Linked DNA regions of Mus musculus: region 1 is linked to region 2. Evidence: chromatin loops called from intact Hi-C (ENCODE). Cell type or tissue: heart. All regions are shown on one strand.

The links. Peaks named below come from ENCODE experiments on the same cell type or tissue, not always from the same donor. Only the 100,000 strongest peaks of a DNase experiment are listed, where the experiment ranks them.
Region 1: a loop joins it to region 2, with 2.9 times the contacts of the local background. A loop is called at or near these places in 3 of 42 quality-filtered maps.

The regions. Positions count from the first base shown.
Region 1 is chr8:36,729,671-36,732,170 of GRCm38, reverse strand. All of the region lies in intron 5 of Dlc1 (deleted in liver cancer 1), which reads left to right. Among named protein-coding and RNA genes, the nearest start is that of Dlc1, 220 kb to the left of the region's middle. In heart, a CTCF peak has its summit at 1,220; no DNase peak of the experiment used is centred here; H3K4me3 peaks cover 661 bases; H3K27ac peaks cover 490 bases.
Region 2 is chr8:36,531,464-36,533,963 of GRCm38, reverse strand. No RefSeq gene overlaps it. Among named protein-coding and RNA genes, the nearest start is that of Trmt9b, 75 kb to the right of the region's middle. In heart, a CTCF peak has its summit at 1,265 (motif pointing left); DNase peaks (open chromatin) are centred at 293 and 853; H3K4me3 peaks cover 1,305 bases; H3K27ac peaks cover 1,623 bases.

The DNA of each region.
Region 1 (2,500 bases), 200 kb before region 2:
TGGGTCAGTGGGAATCCGGCCCAACGTCAGTCAGCTGGTGTTTCCTCCAGCGGAAGCTCAGAGTTCCAAGAAGGTACCAGGTGTGCCTGAAGCAGCTGTTGGAACTGCACTAAAACCTCCGTACCTCGGTGCAATTCAGCTGTTCTAGGGCTCCCGTGACAGGCACCCAATGGCAGCGCTCTGGTGGAAGGACTCCAGCAAAAAAAAAGGAGTTCTCTGCCTGATTCTGGAGAGGAGGAATATTCAGAAACTGACAGCAGATAGCATCTAACTGGGATGGGGAGTGACCGGGACGAGAGAGGTATTGCAATTAGCCTTCTCTCCTTCTTTGTACCCTTAGTGGGCTTTACTATGCCATCCACGTGGATGGGCCAAAGAGTATGTTTTTCTTGACATCGCTGTTGTTGTTGTTGTTGTTGTTGTTGTTGTTGTTGTTGTTATATTTGTTATCTGTCTTAGACATGCCTCCAAAGGTTGATCCAGGTTTCTGGGCGACGTTCCTGACAAAAGATCACTTGAGACCAAATAATTGTCTCAAGAACTTGAAGAATGGGAATTTAAGGTGTGTGAATGTGATAAGGCAGATTGTGAAGATAAACACGAAAGTTCCCTACCTTGGTAGGCTGTGTTGGAATGAATGTGATTCGTATATTATCTTTGAGGCAAGGTCTCACAGTATATCCCAGACCTGGCTCCCCCTCAGCTCCCTAATGCTGAGGTTAGAAGTGGGAGTAGTCATATCCTAAATCAATGGTTTTTTTTTCTCTGTTAATCTAAGTAAAATTGCCCATGACAAGGAGAAGTTGAACAATATTAAATTGTTAATTAATATAACGATACTTAATTAATAACACAGGGTACAGAAAACGAGTTACTTTTAAATTTTTACAGTGTTATTACTGCTTGAAAACAAAGTGCAATGCCTTAAGTAAAGCAGCCAAACTTTATAAATTATCCAATCAGAGGTTCCAGTTGACGAAAGGAGGCCAACGATATAAGATATACAAGTATAAGATGCCCAGCTAGAACTGACTGACTTAATAAAAGAAAGAAAAAAAACCATTCCTTCATGATCATAACATTTTTTATTATTAATACAACAACATTTGGACTACGTATTGGTGTTTTAGCTTGAATGAGAGGTTACTTGAAACATTACCATTTTCCAGGATTTCCTCTTTGATTTTCACGAAATGTTGAGTTTGACAGCTAGGGGGACAAATGAATATGAGAATATTATGGCTTGAAAGTTCTGTTTCCTTCACATTTCTTTCTTTTTCTTTTTCTTTTTCTTTTCCTTTTTTCTTTTTCTTTTTCTTTTTCTTTTTCTTTTCTTTTCTTTTTTTTTTTTTTTGTTATGTATTAACAGTCTTATTTGTAGAGTCCAAATGCAGGAGCCAATATAAAGTCAGTAACGCAAACCACCTGGAAAACAATCATTACTTTTGATGTGTGATGAAAAAAACAAAAAACAACAACAACAACAAAAAAAAACCAAAACCAAAAAACTAAGCATTCTGTCATCTCTGGTAGCAAATAGGATTTTGCTACTCCAGTCGCTCTGAAGGAATTCTTCACGTTACTTGGCTCCGAGAGAAGTGTAGGCATGCTGGGTTGTTTATATAGTGGAGAATGTGGGCAAAGAAAATGAACCTGCGCTTCAACTGACGCTGATGACTAGGGACCTGGACACTGTGTGTCCTCCCTGGTCGTTGGCTCATGGCTGACACTGTCAGTATTTGTAAACTAGAGACGGGTCTGTTGCACATCCAAACCTCAAGCGTGCTCACTGCCACTCATCCCTTCCAGCAACTCTCCACTTAACCCTCCCACTGACCAAAACACTAAAGCCCAGCTGTTTGGAGTTCACGGAGAGTCATTTTCTGAACAGCGAAGAAAATTGTTATTATATGACACCCCTGCTTGGCCTTCCCTTGCAGAATGGAGGGCAAGGCGGTAGAAGATCCCCCACCTCCCTCTTCACTGTGCGACAAATGAGGTGACAGGTAAGGGAGTTGGAAGCATCGGTGGAAAGTACTTCTGCTCATAGTGGCTGGACTGCCACGGCTGTGGTGCTGATGGTCCTGGTGACTTGCACAGGCTTCTCTACGACCAATCACAGGGTGTGGCTGTTTCTACTTAGGCAAAGAGTTTGATCATGGGATGAAGTTTTACAGTTTCCTTTTTAGGTTATTTCTGTCTTGCCCATGTCTTGGTCAGAGTCTCTCTCTCTCTCTCTCTCTCTCTCTCTCTCTCTCTCTCTCTCTCTCTCTCTCTCTCTCTCTCTCTCTCCCCACTCCCATAATTTAATATTTCTACTTTTGATACCTTATTTACTCCATGTACAAACCTGTCATTTACCTCTCCATGCCTTAAAATCCCTTAAGAATTCTGTCTGTCATTTAAAAGGATCTGCAGTCTTCTATAAACAAAATACAGATCTGCCACTTGTGAGAAATAACAGAAAGGATTGCTTTAATTTCACCCCCTTTGATTTATG
Region 2 (2,500 bases):
CTACTAGGAGAGGTCCCTTCAAAATGTATTAGATGATAATTCAAAATATTAAGAGCAGTCGATATTGAATGGGGCTCTGAGCGGAGTTAATTCAAACGACTGCCATAAAAGGCTGTTTCCCTGGGCTGGCTAAGACAGTGATGTCACAGTTACCAAATTTCCTGCACGGTCAACAGGCCTCCCTTTAAACTTCTTGGATTCGGTCCTCTTCCTTAGGAAAAGATCACTGGTTAGCCTTTTTACTCCTTTGTGGTTGTATCCTGGCATTCTTTGTGAATATGGGGCAGATGTGTTAAATAGGGGCCAACAGCTGGAGTCAGGCTTCCTCTGTGAAGGCCCGCGGCAGGGCTCGGTTCCAGGCTGCCCTTTGATATGTTATCTGGGGCAGCAGTGACCAGGCACCGCCGAGGTTTCCAACGGCTTCCTTCAATTTCCTGTATTGTTATGATGGTGGATGTGTGTGCACACGGACACGTGTGTGCAGAGGAGAGAGGAGGCAAGGGGCGGCTTCTGCATGCATTTCATGAGTCTCTGCGAAAGGTTTTCAGCTAGACACGCGCGCCTAATGGAAAAAAAAAAAAAAAAGACACCAGTTAGCCGCAGCGAGGGTTCCTCACGTGGCTGCCACTAATTACCCGAGTGGATTTGGGCAAGGTAGTTCATCTTCAGGCTCAGGTCTGTTTCTGTCTGAGTCTCCTCCCGGCTCAGATTCTCTGGCTTCTGCTCAAAGGTTCACTTTCTGCTCCCCTGGGTTTGCTGTTCTGAAATCCTCGGTTCCCTCCCGTATGATCTGACACCGTGCGAGTCCATGTGTTCTTAGCCTTTGTATTCCCTTTAGTTAATTCTCTATTATCCTCTTGCATTTCCGTGCTTGGAGACCGTCTCCTCCGCGAGCCTTTATTACCCAGGCCCCATTGTCGCTACACAAATATTACAAATGTCAGGGCTTTATCTGCCAAGAAAGGCCACAATGTGTTTGCTTCCTGTTTTGTCCCTGGAGCTTCTAGAGTTTGGAGATTGGGTTTCGTCCTGACAAAGGTTGACCAGAGTCGCTGGGCTGCCTGTCACTTATCCAGCTCTGTTCTGTTCTTATTACATTCAATTAGGTTTAAGTGTGCACCCGTGGCATTTTTAATTCATCTGTGTCTTTATCCGAGTAGGAACATTTAAAATAGAACCAAATAGGAAACTTGTTTGACAGCCTTTGATTGTCCCACCCTGACGGCTTCCTGGGGGTTCTCCGCAAGCGGGTTTAGCGCCATCTAGCGACTCAATGGAAAGCTAAAGCTTTCCTGATTAACAGGTATTTGAAATTTTGCTGGCTGAAACAGGCCAACATCTGGGGAAGCCTTGAACTTAGCTCTCCTAATCTCTAGGAGTGTCGAGATTTATTTATTTATTACAAACCCCAACGATGTTTTGTGACCTACAGAATCTCCGGATTCTCCACGAAAAGCAAAGATTTCTCAGTGTTGTGTTTTAGATCAGAGTCATATTTGGATTCTAATTTTTCTTTCTTTCTTTCTTTTTCTTCATGTTTTTTAAAATTTACTTTTTACTTAGTCACTTTACATCCCGCTCACTGCCCTCCTCTTGGTCACACCCCCTCCCAACCCTCCGCCCCCCACCCCCCAATCTTCTCTGAGCTGGTGGGGGCCTGCCTAGATATTCCCCTACTCTGGCACTTCAAGTCTCTTCGAGACTAGGCGCTTCACTTCCACTGGGGCCAGACAAGGCAGTCTGGCTAGGAGAACGTATCCCAGGTACTTGCAACAGCTTTGGGATAGTCCCCACTCCAGTTGTTCGGGACCCACATAAAGACCCACAGCTGTACATCTGCTATATATGTGCAGGGAGGCCTAGGTCCAGCCCGTGTATGTCCTTTGGTTGGTAGTTCAGTCTCTGAGAGGCCTAAGGGTCCAGGTTAGTTGACTCTGTTGGTCTTCCTGTGAAGTTTCCATCCCCTTAGGGGCTTGCAATCCTTCTTCCTATTCTTCCATGAGAGTCCCCAAGTTCCATCCATTGCTGGTGTCTGCATCTGCGTGAGTCAGTTGGTGGGTGGAGCCTCTCAGAGGACACTTATATTAGAATCCTGTCTACAAGCATAACAGAGTATCATTAATAGTGTCAGGGATTGGTGCTTATCTTAGTACACTGGAGCTGACACTCCAGAAGAGGGCATCAGATCTCATTACAGATGGTTGTGAGCCATCATGTGGTTGCTGGGATTTGAACCTAGAACCTTTGGAAGAGCAGTAGTCAGTGTGTTCTTAACCGCTGAGCCATTTCTCTAGCTCGGATTGGTGCTTATCTATGGGGTGGGTCTCAAGCTGGGCTGGTTGTCGGTTGGCCATTCCCTCAGCCTCTGCTCCATCCCCAGCCCCTGCATTTCTTGTAGACAGGACTTATCCTTGGGTCAAAAGCTTTGTGGGTAGATTGCTGTTCCTGTCGCTCCACCGGGGTTCTGTTCTGTTTCTAATTTTTCAGGGTGATTTTTGTG